Regions from separate parts of the Homo sapiens genome. Here regions 1 and 3 are each linked to region 2. Evidence: chromatin loops called from intact Hi-C (ENCODE). Cell type or tissue: OCI-LY7. All regions are shown on one strand.

Region 1 (8,000 bases), 720 kb after region 2:
ATACCGTTAATACTCTTTTGTCAAGAAAATGAATTTGTTTACTTAAGATGATTCATCTTGATTATATTTGTTGATAATCATAAATAGGCACAAATATATTTAAATTCACAGAACTAGGACAGAGTGTCTAAATTCTTAAACATCAGAGATTCTGGTATAGGATATTATCAAGATACATGCCTTTCTTTAACAAATAATTAAACAAAAGAAGTATAATAATTCTGTAGAGATCTGCCATTTCCAATCTTACCTGCATCATATTGCCTATAACATATCTATTTTAGTTATGTATATTTATATATACAATAACAATTTTAAAGAAATACTACCTGCTAAAATGGAATACCATTGTCAACTCAAATGTTCCCTAAGTGCACGTTTCACTATATATGAATAATGAAGACACTTGGATAATTATTGAATCGGGGTTTATAGTGCGTCTGAGCTCAGAGCCCACATAACTGTCTAAGCAACAATTTTATAGTGCTTTAAAATTCCATGTGCAGTATTTAGTGTCATATTAGTAATAACATAAAAAAAAACCTAGACTGTTAGACTTCAACCCTACATTTCTTCTTATCCAGAGGTCAAGCTTCTTAGGTCATGGGCATTACATTGAATTTCATGACATTTTTTTTTTAATTTAAAGAAGACGTTTTAAAACAAAGATAAATGGAGAGCTGGTCTAATTTTTTTTTTTTTTTTTTTTTTTTTTTTTTTTTTTTTGAGATTGGGTCTTGCTCTGTCCCTAGGCTGGAGTGCAGTGGTGCAATCTCGGCTCACTGGAACCTCTGCCTCCCAGGTTCAAGTGATTCTCCTGTCTCAGCCTCCAGAGTAACTGGGCCTACAGGTGCGTGCCACCATGCCTGGCTAATTTTTTGTATTTTTAGTAGAGACGGGGTTTCACCGTGTTAGCCAGGATGGTCTTGATCTGTCGACCTTGTGATCTGCCCATCTCGGCCTCCCAAAGTGCTGGGGTTACAGGCGTGAGCCACTGCGCCCAGCCAACCTAGTCTAATTTAAGACGGAGCACGGAGCCCATATGGCCTCCCACCAGTCTGTCCACTCCACCTGCCTCAGGCGCTCCAGGTTTGGCAACCACTGATCTACTTCAACCTCATCCTTTTAATAACAACTCAAGTTGTTTTTCAGGCCTTTCTCCCACACTCATTTATTTTTATTTTACTATTTTAGAGGTTCTTGCTGCCTTCTATTTGTGACAAAAGCCCTTAAGAATGTGCTCTCTTTGATTGTTTATTTTGTGAGGCTGCTACAGATTCACACACCATTTAAATTCTGTCTTGGCCTTAAATATATACTAAGTATATGCTAGTCCAAATTCTTAATTTATAATGATTGCATAATGTATTACCTTAATAAATTATTTTTCCTTAACTTCAATAATCTAATATGATACCTCTACTCAGGAAAGGTAGGGTGGTATTAAAAAACAATCTCATCCTTTAGGATATTACAAGACAGAAGCCCTTTGAGACTCAAGTCTGTAGGATTTTGTTATACATTTCTTAAGGATAATGCAGCAATTTCTCAATATAGGGCAAAAAGTAGCAGGCTAACAACAGGGGAAGTATCAGCACAGTGTACATGGTACAGATAATGGCACAAAAGGACAGATGATTTCTGGAAAGGGATGACATACCCACTGGAACCATGTCCTGGTACTGTGGCCTACTGACTGTATTGAATGTACTGGATGGCCTGGGAAGAACTGGTGGTCCTGCATGTCGAGAATCTTCTCCTACCTGCAAACAGAAGCATCATTTATGTTCTGCACCAAGAGCCAGAATGCTCTATATCAGCATCCCAAACCAAGTTGTTCAAAATATTAACAATGAGCATAGTGAAGTACCACTTGATCAGAACAGATACCAGCTGTGGGGCTGAAGCAGGGTTCTTAGTTATTGAAAGCCTTGTTTTAGTGGCTAAATGGTGGGGGGAGTTGAGGCATCCACATTCTTGAGAGGGGCTGGGGCAGTGACTCTTTACCAAGTGGCACAGAAGTAGTTCAATCTGCTTATAATTACTGAGGCTGCAGCAGCTAAACAGCAGACTTGTTCATCAGGACTAACTTCTGCATTGACAGAGCACAGTCTGCAACAACACAATCAAAGGGAAGACTGAGTGGTATAAATGTTTTGGGGCAGTGCCAAGATATTTCTTCTTTTGGCTAAGGCAGGCCAGGGAATTCCCTGGCTCAGCAGAGGAGGGGTTGAAGAGCAGCAATCTTCATGTGGGGTTTCGAGTTAGTGTATTATCTCCTCAGGAGCAATTCTCCATGCCTATTAGAACACCTGGTACAACAGATCTTTCTGGTTTGAGCCTCCCACACCAGGGTGCTAATAGGAGCAGGTGTGGAGGAGCTAAATAGGGTTGTCCTAACCAGAATTATTTATTGCACCTAATATAGATTTAGAAACTCATACACACAAGTAGATAACCAAAAATACCCATTAACAGCCTTACCAGAAAACTCTAATGTTGTTTTTGCTTCTGCTTTAGCATTTTCCCCCATATTACAGAAATCTTTTGAGACAATAGCAGAACAGCAGTATAAGAGAGAATAAGAAAAAATAACACACTGTACTGGATTTATAAACTGGGATTTTGAAAAGAGAGTTTTATTCCACCCACAACCATTTGCAGCCCTTTTATCATGTTGCATCACTTGGGTATTTGCTGAGGATTTTTCTAAAGACTCTAATGCTGGAAATATCCTCCCCACCCTCCACCGCTTGCTTGTCCTTCAAGAATGCTCTCACTCATTCTTCAAAGCGTAGTTCAAACAGCCCCTCCTCGACAAGGTCTTCCCTCTCCTTCAAGCCCAAGTTAAATACAACCTCCTCTGAGCTCCCACAGAACAAACAGAACAAGCAGCTGCCATTGTGAACAGTTTATATTATTTGTCAATTATACCTCACTAAAGCTGGAAAGATATAAATAAAAAGAAGAAAACATGATTATCTAAAGGTATATTTTTCTTTCCCAACTATTAAAAAAGAAAATTTACAAAGCATTTTTCGTTCATATTTTTATTCATTTGTAGTAGGGTTTCATATTTTCCTTTCCTATTAAGAATGCGGGAAATGTGTGGGCCAGGCACGGTGGCTCACACCTATAATCCCAGCACTTTGGGTGGCCAAGGCGGGCGGATTACAAGGTCAACAGATCGAGACCATCCTGGCCAACATGGTGAAACCCCATCTCTACTAAAAATACAAAAATTAGCCGGGCGCGGTGGCAGGTGCCTGTAGTCCCAGCTACTCGGGAGGCTGAGGCAGGAGAATCTCTTGAACCCGGGAGGTGGTGGTTGCAGTGAGCAAAGATCGCACCACTGCACTCCTGCCTGGCGACAAAGCAAGACTCTGTCTTAAAAAAAAAAAAAGAATGCAGGAAATGTGTTATTTATTTGCATCCCTCATAACAGCAACCACTATGTTTCTTCATTGTAGCAGGTGTTTGGTGTTAACTTGTTAGATGGAAAAGACATCAATATTTCTACTGAATGGAATATTTGCTGAAGGAATATAAGACAGTGGCTCAAATGACTCATGTATGTAACTAGAAGTCTTCTCATCCTGCTTCTCTTGAGTTACTGGCTTTGAGGAATGAATACAGCTATTCTCTGGGGAGATCTGATCACTAAGTACAGATTGTTAGTCAGATAACTTATCATTTCAACACTCCAATATATACTTTCTCTCCTCACAGTATGTTGCCATGTCTCATCATTTCCCAGAAAAGCCAAAGGTCTTCTCCCTAAGACCTCAGTCTTTGCAACCAGACCAGCGGACAGTGGGCAATCCCTCTGATGGGCAGCACTTCAGGATGTGCATGCTTCCAACAGCTGTGTCAGAAAGGACACTCCCCCGGAAGGTTTAACAATGTGGAGGGCTGGACACTCAGTCTGTATGGACTTATCTCTGGGCCACTGCTCAGTTTCCAGCCATAGGAGGAAAAGTCTTAATGTATCCCTTAGGGTCCCTCTCTCATAAAGGCTACTACTACTAGACCATGAAAATATTCATGTTTTAAGGTAGAGGGGTTGAAAGAAAATGAAAGTATAGCTATTAATCTCATGCATGTTTTCCCAGAAAAATAGTCCTAACTAGACCAAACAGCCAGCTTCATACTGTGAAGTCATGATAAGGTGAGTGGTTAAAGGGCACGGGCTATGCAATAAAATATCAGACAGAGCCCTAATTGTGCTACACATCGCACACAAGGTCCAAAGGTGAGAGGTCTGTTCTGCTTTTAAGATGAATGTTGTTAGTGCCATTCAGTTCACCACTAATGGGTTACATGACAGCAAGGTAAAGATTTATTAGCTACTCATAAAACAGAAAAATTTTTGCACATACCTCATCCTGTAATATATTTGTATATCATTTTTATATGAGCTTCTCATGTGCACCCTTCTATATCTGCACTTACAACCAGCAAACACATGATGCATTGGAGCAAGTATATAAATCACGAGGGGAAATTCCAAGAGTAGAATTTTGATGAATCAGATCCAGTTATTTATTGTATTCATATTTTTTCTTATACAAAATATATGGCTACAAAGATATTTGATGTACAATATAATACTGAAAATATGACATGCACATAGACACAGAAAAGGCATGTAAAGGTGGGTAAAGGATCCAAATTCTATTGTCTAAGGGAATTTTCAGAAACAATGTAAATCAAGTGATGGTATATAATCAAATCATAAGCCCATATGAAGGAGAAGAAAACTTGACTTAAGACATTTCTTTTATATATTGAAGCTGCAAAAGGAAGAACTGAAACAAGGTTTGTTCTTTTTTTTGGTTAGGATATTAGAGGGCCCTCGTGTGGTTACCATTGGTCCCTGCAAATCGGTAAAGTAGAGCAGTTTTTAGTAATTCTTAGTTCAGCCCTTTTTCTCCAGGCACATAAAGTATATAAATCAACTCTCTCAAAAATATCCTAATTTTAAAGAATACTAGTGAGGATTCCATAATCCCATATCCCTGGATGGATATTTTAATGTAATATAGAAAACTTCACTTAAGAAATTCTATCATCTCATACCAGTTAGAATGGCAATCATTAAAAAGTCAGGAGACAATAGGTGCTGGAGAGGATGTGGAGAAATAGGAACACTTTTACACTGTTGGTGGGACTGTAAATTAGCTCAACTATTGTGGAAGACAGTGTGGCGATTCCTCAGGGATCTAGAACTAGAAATACCATTTGACCCAGCCATCCCATTACTGGGTATATACCCAAAGGACTATAAATCATGCTGCTATAAAGACACATGCACACGTATGTTTACTGTGGCACTACTCACAATAGCAAAGACTTGGAACCAATCCAAATGTCCAACAATGATAGACTGGATTAAGAAAACGTGGCACATATATACACCATGGAATACTACGCAGCCATAAAAAATGATGAGTTCATGTCCTTTGTAGGGACATGGGTGAAGCTGGAAACCATCATTCTCAGCAAACTATCACAAGAACAAAAAACCAAACACCGCATATTCTCACTCATAGGTGGGAATTGAACAGTGAGAACACTTGGACACAGGAAGGGGAACATCACACACCGGGGCCTGTTATGGGGTGGGGGGAGGGGGGAGGGATAGCATTAGGAGATATACCTAATGTAAATGATGAGTTAATGGGTGCAGCACACCAACATGGCACATGTATACAAATGTAACAAACCTGCACATTGTGCACGTGTACCCTAGAACTTAAAGTATAATTAAAAAATATATATATATATATATAAAGAAATTCCACATTTAACCAAGTTATATTCATTTCTTCCTGTGAGGCTGAAAATGGGTGTGCAAATGGGCTTATCATCTTCCTGTCTCGAACATTTTAGTACATTATCAACACCCTCTCACCTTCCTCTGAGTCAAAAAATCTTAAATTTCGTCAGTTTTGCCTCATATATCCTACCTTTTTAAATTTGTGATTTAGGCTGTATGTATTTCCAGAGAAGCCCTGTCAACATTCGAAAGCTTTTCAGCCTCTAAATCAAACTCAAAAAAAAAAAAAAGAAAAAATGCTTTAAAAAAATCAGTCAAATTCCTCAAACCATCACATACTAGAAGCTTCTATCAACCAACAGGTCAGTCCCCAAAACGCATGACTCACCTCACCCGCACTGTGGCTGCGTTGCCTTGTCAGGTGTTGCCGATGAACCAGCGCACTTGTGGGTCTACTGCTCTGAAGTGGGAGCCGGGGATCAATGAAAGTGGTGGTGCGGGAGTTGTGGTCCACAAAGAATGCCTAGGATACAATACACTGAGTCAAATACATGCCGCTCACATGTCTTAGCTGACTTATAACATCAGACGGTCAGGAAAAGACTCACTTCTGAGTCACAATCTTAGCTCTATTTTCTCATAATTTTCAATCTTTGGGGAAATTTCTCCTTACCCACACAGGACAGATCAGATTAGAGAAAGCCAAGCTTAGATGAGATCCAGAACGAAGAGAGCAGGAAGGAACATTATGCCTGGTTTTAGGAAATGCTCCACGAGATAGTCACCAAAGACATGATCCAAGAAGGAAGCCAGAAGAATGGACATTTAGGCTTCTCTTAACTGATGGTCTTTGAGCTCTTACTGTCATATGTGGTTATTATAAAGTTCTTACCACCTTGAAACTTAAAAAAAAAAATTTTTTTTTTTGAGACGGAGTCTCGCTCTGTCACCCAGGCTGGAGTGCAGTGGCGCGATCTCAGCTCACTGCAAGCTCCACCTCCCAGGTTCATGCCATTCTCCTGCCTCAGCCTCCCGAGTAGCTGGGACTACAGGCGCCCACCACCACGCCCGGCTAATTTTTTGTGTATTTAGTAGAGACGGGGTTTCACTGTGTTAGCCAGGATAGTCTCAATCTCCTGACCTCGTGATCTGCCTGCCTTGGCCTCCCAAAGTGCTGGGATTACAGGCGTGAGCCACCGCGCCTGGCCGAAACTTTTAAACATCATTGACTTCTCTTCTTTCTTCCTTCTCCTATACAGTAAGCCACAAAATCCTTCTCATTTTCTCACTGTAGTGTCCTCTATTTGTCCCCTCCCAGCCTGAACACCACCCCATTATTTTGGGACTTTATTTTATGTGTGTAAGTGCTGGTGGCTTCTCAGCTGCTCCACATCTCTATCACCATAGTCATTTAACTGGCCCGTTACTATAAGAATATTCTTTCTAAACACTTCAATTACATCACCACCCCAATACAAAGCTTCTCATGGCTATCCATTGTCCACAGAAAAGACATTCCCACTCTTTGGTCAGTTTTTCATTACTCTTTAACAGTCTGCCTACATGCCTTTCCAGTTTAGTCGCCCATTACACACCCATACAAACTCATCACATACCGTCTAGAACTTTGGGTAAGTCACTTAAGTTCTCTGAGCTATATGTTTCTTACAAAAACATGTCTCCTTCATTCCTGACATTTCTCCCCCATAATGTGTTAGAAGAATGGAAGCCATGTCTGTCATGATCACTGCAGAATCTCTGATAACATGAAATCATGAATGAGCATAAACCATTTACCTCAGCATTGCAGTAAGATGGACTACAATGTAGCAAAGCATTTTTTGGTCTGTTTGTTTAATTCTAAAACTATACAAGTGCTATCTATCATTATCCTTAGGGGCCCAATGTTGTAAGTTTTCAAAGTAAAATTGACTCAAGGTAATAATGAAACCCATTATCTTAAGTACAATTAGAAATTGTAAGTTTTCCATGATCAGATAGTTAATTAGGTCATCAAAGATGAAAGAGGCTATTAGGAGAGCCAGGAGACTCAGTACCTATAAACCAAGTATCAAGGCACATGATGTATGCCAAATAACAGGCAAAAAAGAACTGACCTTTCAAACCAATGGAGCTCAGTTAACAAAGTACCTTAACACCTAGAGATGAAGGTATCTAGGCAAATGCCAGAGGCAGATAGTATATTTATGCCTATTTAGAA
Region 2 (8,000 bases):
AGGTCAGTAAGATCACCTTTGTTTCATTACTGAAATCTAAGCCTCAGAAACATAGAGGTTTTTGTCTGTTTCTTTATTACCACATCTCAACCTCCTAGAACAATGCCTGATATTTAGTAAGCAATAAACACCTATTTAATAAATCAATTACTCTCAATCAGGAATTTGGAGCTTTCTTTCCTTCCATTCTCAAAGGAATTACAGGATTTTCCAGAAGACGATCATTAAAAAGCCTATTTTTGGATTGTTAGGTTATATAATGCAGTAAAATTGACATACATATTCAAAATATTTACAAATAAACAACGTAAGGACAACCCAGAAGCATTTTTATTCATTATGACATTGACTTATAGGGTGCTACTTTTGACTGTTTGCCCAAAGCCTTCCCAATTTATACCTGTTGACCTAACATAATTATTAATAACACCTTCTTTTATTATCAGGAAGTCTTACTTTTTTTGTTGTTTTTTTTTCTGAGGCGGAGTCTTTTTCTGTCACCAGGCTGGAGTGCAGTGACATGATCTCCACTCACTACAACCTCCACCTCCCGGGTTCAAGTGATTCTCCTGCTTCAGCCTCCCGAGTAGCTGGGACTACAGCGCGCACCACCATGCCTAACTAATTTTTGTATTTTTAGTAGAGATGGGGTTTCACCATGTTGGCCATGATGGTCTCAATCTCTTGATCTCGTGATCTGCCCACCTCAGCTTCCCAAAGTGCTGGGATCACAGGTGTGAGCCATCATGCCCCTCCAATAAAATGTATGCTTAATCCTACCTACTAACCTAAATACACACCAGGAAATTCAGAACCTATTCCTTTTGCAAGTTGACTTTCTCTAAGAAAAGCAAAAAGAAAAAACCTTGACATGATCCATCAGAATGTCTAATAGTAAAGACCAAAATGTACTGTGATATAGTGAAAAGAATAACAACATAGAAGTTTAAAAACTTGAAACATAGGCCGGGCACAGTGGCTCACACCTGTAATCCCAGCACTCTGAGAGTCCAAGGTAGGCGGATCACCTGAGGTCAGGAGCTCAAGACCAGCCGGGCCATGGTGAAACCCCGTCTCTACTAAAAATACAAAAAATTAACCGGGCATGGTGATGTGCGCCTGTAATCCCAGCTACTTGGCAGGCTGAGGCAAGGGAATCACTTGAACCCAGGAGGCAGAGGTTGCAGTGAGCTGAGATCTCACCATTGCACTCCAGCCTAGGCAACAAGAACAAAACTCCATCTAAAAAAAAAAAAAAAACTTGAAATATAGTCTAAATTGTGCCCACTAATTAGCTGGGTAACTTTGGAAAAAAATGTTTAAATGGGTCTCACTTTACACACTGAGGAAGGCAGGATTTATTGACCTAAACAAAAATCTTTAAGAGCCCTCTTGCTCTATTATTTTCTAATTCTTCAGTTTATCTATTGCATTTTCTCCTTTATTTTTATTATTTTTTGAAATATGATTTTTGGCACATTGATTTAATTTTCTAGTGGTTAAATTATTTGAGACATCATTTAAATTCTTTAAAAATCAGGCCAGGTGTAGTGGCTCATGACTGTAATTCCAGCACTTTGGGAGGCCAAGGCGGGCAGATCACTTGAGGTCAGGAGTTTGAGACCAGCCTGGCCAACATAGTGAAATCCCATCTCTACTAAATAAATAAATAAATAATTTAAAAATCTAAAAAGGAGGCAAGCATGGAGGCTCACACCTGTAATCTCAGCTACTTAGGAGACAAAGGCAGGAGGATCACTTGAGTTCAGGAGTTTGAGACCAGCCTTGGCAATATAGCAAGAAACCATCTCTAAAAAAAAAAAAAAAAATGAAAAGAAAAGAAACAAAAAAAACTAAAAAGGATATAAACTTTTGATTCTAATGCTTTATATAGCAAACATATGATTTAGAATAATTTAAATTATTACATTCAAAATATGTGTTTACTTCAAATATATTTTCAGAAACCTTAAACAATAAAAGTAAATAAATAATGCTTTTTAGCCTCATCCATCTAAAAGCAGGTAGATGGGGAGATGACTCATGACCCAGAACCCCAAGATTCTCAGGTCATGGTCACCTTTTGCCACTCTCACCACCACCTCCAACAAAGCAGTGGAAAAGCCTATATGCTGACCTTGTGGTCCAAGGAGATTTAAAGTGTGGTGGGGCATTGTGGGTTGAACAGTATCCCCAAAAAGATTTGCTCAAGTCTGAACCCCTAAAACCTACAAATGGGACCTTATTTGGAAACAAATAAGAGCCTCGGTGATATAATCAAGTTAAGATGAGGTTATACTGCATTAGAGTATATTTACGGAAAGAGGTATGAACATTCTGACAATCAGTATACACTACTGGTAGGAGTGTAAATTCGTTCAACCCTTGTGAAAAGCAGCATGGCAATTCCTCAAAGAGCTAAAAGCAGAACTACCATTCTACCCAGCAATCCCATATATATCCAGAAGAATATAAATCATTCTACCATAAAGACACACACATGCAAATGTTTATTGCAGCACTATTCACAATAGCAAAGATATAGAATCAACCCAAATGACCATCAATGACAGATTGGATAAAGAGAATGTGATACTTATATACCAGGGAATACTATGCAGCTATAAAAAAAGAACAAGATCATGTCTTTTGCGGGAACATGGATGGAGCTGGAGACTATTATCCTTAGCAAACTAATGGAGGAACAGAAAACCAAATACAATATGTTCTCACTTATAAGTAGGAGCTAAATGATAAGAACTACGAACACAAAGAAGGAAACAAAAGACACTGGGACCTACTTAAGTGGGGAGGGCATCAGGAGGGAAAGAAGCAGAAAAGGTAACTATTGGGTACTTGGCCTAACACTTGGATGATAAAATAATGCATACAACAAACTCCCATGACATTGGTTTACCTATGTAACAAACCTTCCCATGTACCCCACAAACCTAAAATTAAAAGTTTAAACAAGGGGAAAATTTAGACATACACAGAGACAGGGCCATTTGATGATGGAGACAGAGATTGGAGGGTTGCAGCTGCAAGCCAAGCAATGCCAAAAATGTCAGCAAGCACCAGAAGCTAGGGGAGCGGCCCAGGTCAGTTTCTCCCTTAGGGCCTCCAAAAGGAACCAACCCTACCAACGCTGATTTTAGACTCCCAGCCTCCACAACCGTGAAACAAATACAGATGTTTAAGCAACCCAGTTTGTGGTGTCTTGTTACAGCAGCCCTAGGAAACTAAAACTGGGAGCATCAAAGCCATTTCCTGCTCTATTGTGTCCTCGTCCCACAGATGAGCCTAGAAATGCCTGACTTGGCTATGTAAAAATACAGAGAACTTGCCACTTTCATGAGAGGCTGACTGCTCATGAACTGTCACAGGACAGGTGCACTTCATCAGCCTCAGCTCATGCTTTACTCATGGTCTTTGTTGGTTCCTTTGAAAGCAGGATGTGGTTTGCCCCAGCTTCCCTCCTTCTTGGAACCAGCATGTAACGCATACTTGTTTTGAGAGTTTTTTTTTTATTATTATTACTATTGCAGAGAAACAGGGCTTTAAAAAGATTCAAAAGCATTTCAAAACTATGAAAATCTCCCAAATATATAAGTGGTATATGTGGGCTTTGCTGAGATGTCATTGCAGTTTGGCCTGTTTATTGTCATCTGGTACCTGCTCCATAAGGATGACAGTTATTATTTGTAGAATCATTCCATGAGCCACTTCTAAAGATGCAGCTTTATTAGGCCACTGAAAATGGAAAGATGAGATACAGTCTCTGATCTCACAGAAATTACACTTCAGAAGGGACAGAAATATTTAAGCAAATCAGGGCAATAGGTGTTAAAAATTAAAAAGTGTACGTGGCATATTGAGGTGGCATAAGTTAGGTATCATTAATAATTTCAAGAATAAAATGATCTTGAATTGAGATTTGGAAAATATAGATATTTGTCAAGTAGGCGAGGCGAGAAAGGGCATTCCAGCATGGGCAATGGTCCAGGTATGTACACACACATACACACTCACACACACATTGGCAAATTTGAGGGAACTGCAAGTAGTTTATTGTGGGTAGAGTAATATAAAATAGAATTGAAAGCAAGTTTTTTAAAATGAGCCTAAGGGAATACGATAGTAGCAAGAGAGAACTTTGTTCAGAAAATTATTGCATACGTTTCTATTTTTTTTTTCTTGTTTTTGAGACAGGGTCTCACTCAGTCGCCCAGGCTGGAGTGCAGTGGCAAGATCTCAGCTCACTGCAGCCTTGACCTCCCGAGCTCAAGCGTTCCTGCCACCTCAGCCTCCCAAGTAAGTTTCTGAGACTATAGGTGTGCGACACGAAGCCCAGCTAATTTTTTTTTTTTTTTTTTTTTTTTTTGTAGAGACTGGGTTTTGCCATGTTGCTCAGGCTGGTTTTAAACTCCTGAGCTCAAGTGGTCTGCCCACCTCAGCCTCCCAAAGTGCTAGGATTACAGGTGTGAGCCACCATATCCAGCCAGGTTTCTATAGTTTTTTTTTAATAGGTAGCTTTCACATGTGACTCCATGCATCAGAGTAGGTAATTCAAAGAAGAGAACCTCATCAGTTAAGACTCACAATATCATAAGGTAAAAACTAATCCTTTGCTCAAAAGAATGAGAAAAATATTTACTATAATCCCAAAGTGTAGTTGTGGTGGCAGAAGGGAAGAAGAGAAAGGAACAGAAATGAAACAAAAATGATCAGGAGGTAGAGTACACTGGACAAAATAACTGTAGGATGGCTCCCAGTTTTCTTGCATTGGTGACAAGGAGAATGGAGACACTGTAAGCTAAAGGCAAGAAAGACAGTGAGTTCAGTTGTGGGAATATCAACTGTTTAATACCCTATGGGGAAATACTAGTAAAGTTGTCCAGTGAGCATCAGGGATGACGAACTCAGATGACAGGCATGATTGGAATTAGAGATATCAAATGAGCTTATAGTTAGAAGTTGAAGCTAAAAAAAAAAAATGGATAAGCTCAGTCAAATGGGCTTGTAGACTAAGAAAAGAAGGTATGTAATGATTAAGAGCATAGGCTCTGGAGCCAAAATGCTAGCGTCTGGATCATAGCTCCATTACTAGCTAGCCATGTGATCTTAGGCAAATTAACTTCTCTGTTTCAGTTCCTGCAATTATGAGGTTGTGAAAATTAACTGAGTTATTTTATGTAATGTACTTAGAAGTGTGCCTGACCCATAGTAAATATTCAATAATCTGTGAAGAGAGAAAATGGGGACATGGGAAAAGAGAGAGGCAGAGACAGAAAAAGATTGGTGAGAAAGACAGCCAAGGAAAAAAGCGCAATGAAAAGCAGTATACAAGCAGTGGACAAAGAGAAGGGGGCTATAAGAAAGGCTGGAAAGGTGCTAAAGGACGAAAGAAATTAAAACCAGCAAGGAATGTAAGAATCTCAAGATGAAGTGTTGGTTCAAAAGTTGGATCTTGCTGGGTGCGGTGGCTCACGCCTGTAATCCCAGAACTTTGAGAGGCAAGGCAGGCAAATCACTTGAGGTCAGGAGTTCAAGACCAGCCTGGCCAACATGGTGAAGCCCTGACTCTACTAAAAGTACAAAAATTAGCCAGGCATGGTGGAGTGTGCCTGTAATCCCAGCTACTCGGGAAGCTGAGGCACGAGAACTGCTTAAACCCAGGAGGTGGAGGTTGCAGTGAGCGGAGATCTGGCCACTGCACTCCAGCCTGGGCAACAGAGTGACACCCTGTCTCAAAAAAAAAAAAAAAAAAAAAAAAAAAAAGACATTAAGAGTCCACCGGATTGGTATTTGGGTCAGTAGGAGCTCTCCGAGAGTACAGCACAAAAGCAGAAGCAGATGTGTGGGAGGTGTGGGAGGCCACTGCACAACCTCCTCACTAGCCTCCTGCTGTTTTTACCTACTTGTGTGTGTACCTAATAGAATTTTTCTTGATATGAAGGTGCAACCTGAAGATTTAGCATTTTCTTTCAATTTAGTCAGCTTCCTGTTTTTCATGCAAATTGGTCTGGAGAGAGCCGTTTTAAGTAGATAAAACAAATTCGCAAAAATTGTATTACTTGTATTATCACCTTCCCCAGTTCCACCACTATCAGTCAACATCGCCTGCTCTTTCCCAAGGATAACAGTGATGATGGCAGAGAAACAGCAGAGACAATAAGAAAATGCCAAAACAAAAATATAAGAAGATAGAATAAGAACCTGTCTCAATAACTCCACAGCGCTGGAGCGGGAACATCTGTGTATGTGAAAATGTGTTAGGATATGTGTTTCACATGCCGATTTCCAGGCCCTGCTTTCAGAGAGATCAGGGAATCTGGATTCTAACACATCTTCCATGTGATTCTGATGCAAGCAGCCTAGGAAGCTGACTTTTCAAAATAATCACTCAGAAGTGTGTAAATATATTGAGTAAATATACTTTCATTATAAGATCAGAGATAACACAAAAGCAAGGCAAGATATTTCATGGTACTTAGTCCCACACTTAAAGTATTCCTAAACAGAAGTGTTTCTCAAGCTTTAAGGATTGTTAAAATACAGATTGCTGAGCCCCACACTATTTCTGACTCCGTAGGTCTAGAATGTGGTCCAAGAATTAGCTGTAACACGCTCACGGGTGACCGTGTGTTGAGAACTCCTGCTTCATTGAATTCTAGCAGTCCCTGGGTGTGCGTGGCCTTAGGGTAGGCGGGTAACAGGGATGAGTCCCAGGACACCGCGCACCCCCCCGCCCCCCTCCCCCCACTTCCCCCGCCCTCTCCACCCACCGCCACCCCCCACCCGCTCCCCACCCCGCCTCTCCCCACCCCCTAGGGCCCCCCGCCCCTCCCCATCCCCCCATCCCCCGCCCCCACACCTCCCCCGCCCCCCACACCTCCCCGGCCCCTCCGCCCCCCCCGCCCCCGCACAACGTCAAATCCGCACATACACAAGTCTTGCAGTTGACCCTGCCCAAGCTGTGAATGTGAAATGCTGGCCCTCCATACACACAGGGTTCCTATCCCACCAATGCTGTTTTCCATCAGCATTTGGTTGAAAAGAATCCGCGTATAAGCAAGCCTGCGCAGTTCAAACCCCTGTTGTTTAGAGTCAACTTACTTTGCTCTCCTCTGTCAGCAATATGAAGAAAATCATGCTGGTCATTATATATATATATTTTTAAAACATTAAAAAATAGGCTGGGCATGGGGCTCACACCTGTAATTCTAGCACTTGGGGAGGCGAGGCGGGAGGATTGCTTGAGCCCAGGAGTTCCAGACCAGCGTGGGCAACACAGACACTGTCTCTATTAAAAAAAAAAAAAAAAAAAAAAAAAGCATAAAAGATAAAGTAATTCTTTGTTTGTTTGTTTGTTTGTTTTTGAGACGGAGTCTCACTCTGTCACCCAGGCTGGAGTGCAGTGGCGTGATCTCCACTCACTGCAACCTCCGCCTCCCGGGGTTCAAGTGATTCTTCTGCCTCAGCCACCCGAGTGACTGGGATTACAGGCACCCGCCACCACGCCTGGCTAATTTTTATATTTTAGTAGAGATGGGGTTTCACCATGTTGGCCAGGCTGGTCTTCAACTCCTGACCTCAAGTGATCCGCCAGCCTCAGCCTCCCAAAGTGCTGGGATTGCTGGCGTGAGCCACCTCGCCCAGCCGAAAAATAAAGTAATTCTGATCCATGGTGGTAAGTGTCACACAGCCTTATATACTAAAGCAGGAGAATGATTTCACACATGGATTATATCAGGTGGTCTCAAGGCCAGCCCAGGTAGGTCAAAGTGCAGACGTGAAGATTTTGCTCCTTCAGTTACATCGCAGTGGTTTTGCACAGCCATCCTAAAACTTCCCTGAGAGGGTTTAAATGACACATGTAAGGTACTGGGTTCAGCCTTAGCAAAAGATGTTGTTTCAATTTGAGCATACGTCAGGAGAGAAATAGTTTGAGAATTATTTCTCCTCCCTAACACTTGGATGTTGTGTAAGAACTCAAA
Region 3 (8,000 bases), 61 kb before region 2:
TTTCACCTGTATTTCTAGTCATTCATATAACTTTCTCTCTCAAAAAAAAAACCCTTAATTTTTTTATGTCAATGTTGTTCAGTAGGTGTTATTAATCCTTAATGTGTTAATGATCTTCCTTAGGATAATGTTCCCAACTCTTCATAAGAAGAAGAGTCAGTTCTCCAATTACCAAAATTAATTCTTAGTATGCAACACATTCTTAAGTCAGTTGATTTGAACTTGGAAATAATGTCCCCAGAGGAACAATCTTGTAAGTGGTGGTTTTGATCCCAGCCCAGATTATACAACCAACAGAACGAAATTCACCACAGCATCCTTCCACCATGTGTGTGGTGCTTTTTAGTAGTTAAGCACATCCATTCCTCCAGGTAGGGGATAGAAACGCAGTTGTCCCAGCTCCACAGTGAGAGCAGATAATTTCTGCTCTGGTCACAGTAGCTCAGAGTGGGGATCCAAGGATGTCCAGGGGCAGGCTGCTCTCCTGGGAGCTGTCCCCATGAAGGAGCTCCTTGCTGGGAGCAGAGGGAGCCTCAACCAAAGGCTTCCCAGCTGCTTCTGCTCTGCTCCCCTTAAAGAAGGCTCTCCAAGCAGCAGCCCAGGAGAGTCTTTACAATGAAAACTAGATCTTGTGGCTTTTCATATCAAAACTCTCCAAGGTTTCCCATCACACTTTGAAAAAAAATTCTAAGTCCTTACCCAGACCTGCATGATCTGGCCCCTGGCTGCTTCTCTGGTCCATTCCCAGCCAGTCTACCCCACCTCCCCACCCCACTCACTCTGCTCCAGCCACTTTGGCCTCCCTGTAATTTTTCAAACATTTCAAGCATGTGCCTACTTCAAATCCTCTGCCCCTGCTGATTTCTCTATCTGGAAAGCCCTCCTCTAAGAGGAGACATGGCTGGCTTCCTCACTTAATCTCCATCTCTGCTCTAATGCAACCTTCTTAGAGGAAGAGGTCTTCTCTGGTGGCTACAAAATAGCACTCCAGACACAATCAATTGCCCCACTTCATTTTTTATCACAGCACTTAATAGTCTCAGACTCATATTATATATTTGCTTATCTTCCTTAGGATAGTGTAAGCCCCATTAGGGCAAAAAAATTTTTTTACCACTTTATTTTCTTAAACAGTGCATTCCTCATAGTACACGTTTCACTATATGTGTCAAATAGATGAATGAGCAGTTTGGCTTTAAAAAAAATAAGAAAAAGAAAATGTTCACAAATCACAAGGCTAAAGTTAAAATTGGCTTCTATCACCTCAAAATTTACCAGCCAATCCCAGAGAATGGCGGTTGGCAATACAATAATTAAATATTTCTCTGAACAAAGAAAAGTCTGGAAAAATAACCAGTGATTTTTTAAATGAGTGTATGGTAACTTTCGTCTTATCACTTTGTGCCCTGATTGTAACCAGAAATGCAAAATGCTGTCTAAAACCGTACTCTCCCTACTCCTATATATTTTCCAAATTGTGCATATCTATATAGTCTTCCAAAGCTCTTGGCTCAAATGGCAATTACTTAAAGCTACTGGAATTCCCAGATGCAGCATCTTCACCTTCATCACACTGCAGCCTTTAAGGCTTAGAGAGACACATTATACTCAACAGGAGTGAGGACTGCTAATGGTGGAATGACAGAATGTTAAACCTGAGACACCTAAGAAACTATTTAATCAGCCGCCTAAATTTATATGTAAACAGATCAAGACCCAAAAACAAGAAGCCACTGATGAACATTTACTATTTTATTAAACACTTTCATAAAAAGGTTTTGTTTATAAGGGATTATTTACCATTTTCCCTGTTTTTGTTGATTTACAAGGGTCTTAGTTTCATGCTGCTATAACAGAGTATCACAGACTGAGTAATTTATAAGGAAGAGAAATTTATTTCTCACAGTTCTGGAGGTAGGGAAGTCTAAGATCAGGGCACCAGCATCTGATGAGGTATTTCTTACTGTGTCACCCGGGCTGAAGGGCAAAGAGAAGGCAAGAGAGAGCAAGAGGGGCTGAACTCATCCTTTTATAAGGAATCCACTCATGTGAGAATGGCATTAATCCATTCATGAGTGCAGAGACCCCATGATCCTAACACCATCCATTACGTCCCACCTCCTAACACCATTGAATTTGTGATCAAGTTTCTTACTCATCAACTTGCAGACACATTCAAACCATAGTAACAAACATAAACTTGTTTTGTTTATTTTCCAGTTGTTTCTTTAATGAACAGCTCTTTAGAACCTGTTGTAGCTGGGCGCGGTGGCCCACGCCTGTAATCCCAGCACTTTGGGAGGCCAAGGCAGGTGGATCACGAGGTCAGGAGATCAAGACCATCCGGGCTAACACGGTGAAACCCCGTCTCTACTAAAAATACAAAAAATTAGCCAGGCATGGTGGTGGGCACCTGTAGTCCCAGCTACTCGGGAGGCTGAGGCAAGAGAATGGCGTGAACCTGGGAGGCAGAGCATGCAGTGAGCCGAGATCGCGCCACTGAACTCCAGCCTGGGCGAAAGCAAGACTGTCTCAAAAAAAAAAAAAAAAAAAAAAACCTGTCGTAGTGAACGGCTGTTGATTTTTGCCTGCTTAGTAACCCTCAGTTCCTCTCCAGACATACACAACTCTAAATCACTAACTTTTTCCACATCTTGAGGCTAAGTCCTTGGATGGAGCTGAAACTGTCCTCAGATACAGAATGACTTCGTAGCTCTTAGTTAGTTTCATGCTGCTATAACAGAATAACAGAGTAATTTATAATGAAGAGAAATTTCTGAACAAAGAAAAGTGCCCTGATTATAACCAGAAATGCAAAAATGCTGTCTACAACTGCATTCTCTCTACCCCTACATATTTTCCAAACTGTGCATATCTATGTAGTCTTCCAAAGCTCTTGGCTCAAATGGCAAGGTTCAGATTGGAAAATTGCCTCTGACCCTAGACTTGTTAACTGGGGAATAGACAGGAAAATAACCTCTGACCCTAGCCTGGTTAACAGGGGAATAGACTAGCCCTCTCCACAGTAAATGGTTTGTGGATAAATACATGACCCAATTAACACTAATTGCAGGACTCAGAAGTCCAACTCACAAGAGTCAACAGGAGAGGAAAATTCAGTGGGCCACCAGGGGGAAGCCTACTTAAAAAGTTAGCCAACACAATTAAAAGCAGAGACAAGAGATGGAATGAACTATCCAGCTATGTCTACACCTTGATTTTTATGTTACTTGGGTCAATACACTGAGTTGAGTTTTCTGTCACATGGCACCAAAAGTATATGAACTAAGAAATAACTGCAAAGTGTTGTATGAATTTACAGAAGAAAAACAAATACAGGGTTATAATATAGTATTTGAACACACAACAATAGAGCTTTCCACATTGACTTGCCTTCAATAAAGACGACCAGCCTTCTAAAACTGGAAGCAGTATAAATATATAGTTAGAAAGTTTCTTGGCTCTGGTTTAAAGCAAGGGATCTACTGCCTGAGTTTTAATCATCTGCATTTCTTCTTCTATCCCAGTCTCTAAGAGAAATAAATGCCAGTAAATTGTTCTAGAAAGAAAAAACTTTGTGAATCAAATTTCTATTTTTACTGGCTTATAAAAAAGTTCTTAATATAAAAAGATACTATAATTCTTTAAAACTGCAGCTGCAAAAAAATTAAGGTCAATTGGAAGATTTGTTTTTATTCTTAAGACAAATAAATAGATGACTGTAACAACTGAATACATAACTATCCACAGTTCCTGTGGCCTACAAATGTAGCTACAGAAAAGATGCTGTCCAGCATAGCAGCTTTCAGCTGGGCAGAGTAATAGTGCCCAGCCAGAAAAGCTCAATTTTCCCTTCTCTGTGTGAGATCACTCACCTAATAGAGCTGGAAATAATAATAACTAGCAAAACAAAATGGTACACTGAGATAAGCGCTTTCCAATTTGAACCCTGTTTAAAAGGGAGGATATAGTAAAAATCCTTTTTTAGCAACACTTTTTCCCATCCCAAAGAGCTTTAGAAGGTTTAATGTGCTCTCAGTTTTCTCTGGAGGGCCACAATCCATGAGTCATTTGGCTAAGTAATCTGCGTTCCAGACTTTTCTTTACTCAGAAGAATGTTTAGTTATTGTATGGCCAACTACTCCTATTTAGCTAACTTAGCCTTTACTACCAGGCATTGGCGGGGAAATTGAATTCAAGCATTTATTTGAAGGAGGTAGAGTCACAGTTGTTATGATTATCCATGGCTGTGTCTATATAGAAACAAAAGTTCTGCTTGTAAACATTAATGTAGAAAATTAAATCAACCCAAAGATTTCGGGAGAAAAAAAATACTCTTACTTTTTTAAGTAAGTAAATTGATACCAATGTATTTTTACTATGAATTAGATGGAAAGCTTCTTTACTTTATTTGTATTCTTTACTTATATTCGTAAAAACAGCAAAAATGAATGGAATGTTCCATTAATTCAAAAGTGGATTGACATAGTAAAGATGTCCATTCTCCCCAAATTGATCTATAGCTTTAATGTAATTCCTAACAAAATCCCAACAAGGTGTTTCATAGATACAGACAGGCTTATGGGCACAAGAAGCCGAAATAATTTTGCAAAAGAAGAGTAAAATGACAGGAATCGCTCCACCCAATATTACAGCTTCCTGTATAGCTACAGTAATCAAAATAATGTGGTGTTAGTGGAGGGATAAGTGCGTAGATCCACAGAACAGAAAACCTAGAAATAGGCCCACACAAATATGTCTGACTGTTTTTTTTTTTAAGATGCAAAAGCCATCAATGGAGAAAGAATAGCCCTTTCAACAAATAGTGCTGGAGCAATTAGACATTTATAGGCAAAAAAAATAAAAAAAAAAATCCTCAACCTAATCTTCATAACTTACACAAAAATCAACTCAAAATGATCATACATTTAAATGTAAAAGTAAAACTATCAAAATTTTAAGAAAAATACAGGAGAAAATATTCAGGACCATAAGCTAAATGAAGAGTTCTTAGATTTGATACTAACAACACAATCTATTAAATAAATAAATAAATAAATTGAGCCGGTTCAAAATTAAAATTTTTTGCTTGGTGAAAGTCTCTGTTAAGAATATGAAAAGACAAGCAGCAGACTAGGAAAAAATATTTGTAAATCACATCTCACATCTCTGACAAAGGACTTGTAATATCAAATATATTTAAAATTCTCCAACTCAACAGTACTAGGTTCCACTTTCAGAAATGAAGGGCTTGAAGGCCTCTGCAGACCTACTCCACAAAGAAAAACCATAACTAGTAAAATTACCAAAAAAAAAAAAAACTACCTCTTTGAGTCTGTGACATGTGAACTACAGCCCACTCTCACCCTCCCCCTCCTACCTCAGTGAAAAAAAATTTCACTTTGGATGGGTACAGCCAAGAACACGGGAATCCTTCTCCCTTTATCTCCCCAGGAGGGGCAGTCCACCATCATTTCTCATCCTTTCTCCAGATCCATGTTGCAGAGGCTAAATTCCAGATGAGTGCAGCTGAGCAGTCAGCGGCTCCCTTCCTTACCCAGTTTGTAGACTAGAGGGTCTTCCCTAGACAAGGCCCTAGATTCCGGCAAAAATACTGAGAAACTGGACCACTCGTGCATTGCTGATGGGACTGTAAAATGATACAATCATCCTGGAAAAGAGTATGGCAGTCTCTTACAAAACTAAAGATGCACTTACCATATGAACCACAAATTGCACTCTTGGACATTTATCCCAGAGAAATGAACATTTACGTTCACACAAACCCTGTACATGAATATTCATAGCAGCTTTGTTCATAATAGACAAAAACTGGAAGCCATCCAAATGTCTTTCCATGCATGAGCAGTTAAACAGATTGTGGTTCATCAAGCCATAGACTACTACGCAGTAATGGAAAGGAATTGATACACTAATCAACTTAGATAGATCTCAAGAAAATTATGCTGAGTGAAGAAAAAGCCCATCTAAAAGTCCATCTTAAAAGGTTACATACTATATAATCCCATTTGTATTACATTCTTGACATGACAAAATAATGGAAAGCAAATTAGTGGCTGCCAAGAATTGAAGTTAGGTGGCTATGCAAGGATAGCATGAGGGTTCCTTGCAATGGAATTCTTCTGTATCTTGACTGTGGTGGTCGTCACATGAATGTACCCAGGTCATAAATTGCATAGGGCAAAATACATAGACAAAATACACACACACCCACAAGTAAGTGCATGGAAAGCTGGTAAAATCTGAATGTGAATGGGTCGTCTCCACATCAGTTTCTTGTTTGTGCTTTTGTATCACAGTAATGTAGGAATTACAATAGAGGAAACTGGATGAAGGGTACATGGAATTTCTGTGTATTATTTCTTACAACTGCCTGTACATCTACAATTATCTCAAAATTAAAAAAAAAGAGTTTAATAAAAGCAAACTGATGGCACACAAAGTTGAATGATCAAAGGATTTTTAGACAAGCTCGGCTGAGCTACTCACATCATTACTACCATTTGAAACAGAAAATTTGCCTTTATTTTGCCTTACTGTGGCCCTTTAAGAAATAAAAGACATGAAAAATAGTATTTGAGAGCTACTTTCTCCAGCTATGCTCTGTGACCGCTAACAGGTTGAGAAATTTGTTTTCGTTAATCATAGGTCTTGCCACACAGGTGATACACAGGTGATTCGGTGCTGAGAAAGCACACGGTCAGTGGTGTCGTGGGCGTGAACCAAGTCCTGGCTTTGTCTCCTGCACAAGCTGTGAAATAGAATATGTGACTTGCCCACTCTCAAAGTCAGACCTGTAAAATGGTGTAAGAATAATATCTAACAGAATTTTGTAAAAATTAACTATGATCTGAAAAATAAAGATAAGTAAATGGACTTCGTAAAGGATTAAACAGTTATTGCTGTGAAATTGGCATTTCAGAGCTTACCTAGCCAAATCCTGAATTTTATGGATGAGAAACCTGAGGTCAAGAAAAGTGAGTGTCTAACAGTAGACATAGAGCAGCTTGTTAGATAAAGAGCGAGGGCTTTGGAAGACCAGTCCCTTTTTCATAAGAGAAAGATTTTAAACATTTGAAGGAAATCACCTGCAATTCTACTTTATTTTAATGTCTTCACTGCACCCAGGAGATTATACATATATTATTATTGTTTCATAAATGAGGACAGTTTCAAAAACCAAAGCAAACTGCATAGGCAAATTCTAACAATGTACTTTAATTTCATATACCTTTTTTTGTCACAGTGTTAGTCCCAATTTGAAAACCAGCAGTTTTTCTTCCCTTCATCTCAACAAAAAGAGAGCAAAGTTCAGGATTTGTAGACATTTGTTTCTAAATTTTTTATGGGATAATATAATCAAGCACCTCGGTAAATTTTTATTCATTAAAATACAAATTCTGTCAGCTTAGTCATTGCCTTTACCTGTGGAAAATGAACTTTTTGTTCTTTTTCCCTTTATGGAAAGCTGAATAGAAATGTTAGGATTTTGTTTTATAGCAGTGTTTCATTCTCCAAGTCTACTTGTCTCAAGACTTTTTATAATGCATTATATACCTGGATTTTTCAAGTTCTCACCTGAGCCAGTAATAAGACGTATATTTAAGGAGGTGCCTTTTTCTGAGCCCCTAGGCCAGGAATATATTCATCTTTATGTACACATGTTCTGATAACCCCATATAACCTTATGTCTTATTCTTTAACAAGTTTCTTTTATAAGCCAGCCCTGCTGAAACAATAACCTTAAGCTCCCTAAGGGTTTCCACTACCATAATGTCAGCTTTCCTGGACTTCATTTTGTCACTACAATTCCCCATGGCTGTGTAATAATAAAAACTTCTACGTGTACAGCACTTTAAATATTTCAAAGCGTATTAACCCATATCAGTTTTAGCCTGTGAGTCCTTGCCCATGCTCTTTTTTTTCTGTTTAAAGGTGAGGTTGAAAACAGAGAGGACAGAGACTGCCTGTGTTCTTAG

Evidence for each region. Hi-C counts contacts between places; a loop is a spot of excess contacts. Peaks named below come from ENCODE experiments on the same cell type or tissue, not always from the same donor. Only the 100,000 strongest peaks of a DNase experiment are listed, where the experiment ranks them.
Region 1: a loop joins it to region 2, with 2.9 times the contacts of the local background. A loop is called at or near these places in 2 of 110 quality-filtered maps.
Region 3: a loop joins it to region 2, with 4 times the contacts of the local background. A loop is called at or near these places in 11 of 110 quality-filtered maps.

What each region holds. Positions count from the first base shown.
Region 1 is chr2:196,272,361-196,280,360 of GRCh38, forward strand. HECW2 (HECT, C2 and WW domain containing E3 ubiquitin protein ligase 2) reads right to left here. Exons shown (of 29, transcript NM_001348768.2): 15 at 6,168-6,302; 16 at 1,661-1,763. Among named protein-coding and RNA genes, the nearest start is that of HECW2-AS1, 16 kb to the left of the region's middle. In OCI-LY7, a CTCF peak has its summit at 4,857; DNase peaks (open chromatin) are centred at 2,351, 2,771, 3,411, 4,851 and 2 weaker places; H3K4me3 peaks cover 3,775 bases; H3K27ac peaks cover 4,857 bases.
Region 2 is chr2:195,556,370-195,564,369 of GRCh38, forward strand. No RefSeq gene overlaps it. Among named protein-coding and RNA genes, the nearest start is that of LINC01827, 14 kb to the right of the region's middle. RefSeq lists an enhancer at 3,242-3,291. In OCI-LY7, no CTCF peak of the experiment used is centred here; DNase peaks (open chromatin) are centred at 3,342, 5,112, 5,932, 7,042 and 1 weaker place; H3K4me3 peaks cover 4,756 bases; H3K27ac peaks cover 5,781 bases.
Region 3 is chr2:195,495,242-195,503,241 of GRCh38, forward strand. No RefSeq gene overlaps it. Among named protein-coding and RNA genes, the nearest start is that of LINC01825, 34 kb to the right of the region's middle. In OCI-LY7, CTCF peaks have their summits at 3,113 (motif pointing right) and 3,317; DNase peaks (open chromatin) are centred at 300, 920 and 3,130; H3K4me3 peaks cover 1,223 bases; H3K27ac peaks cover 1,120 bases.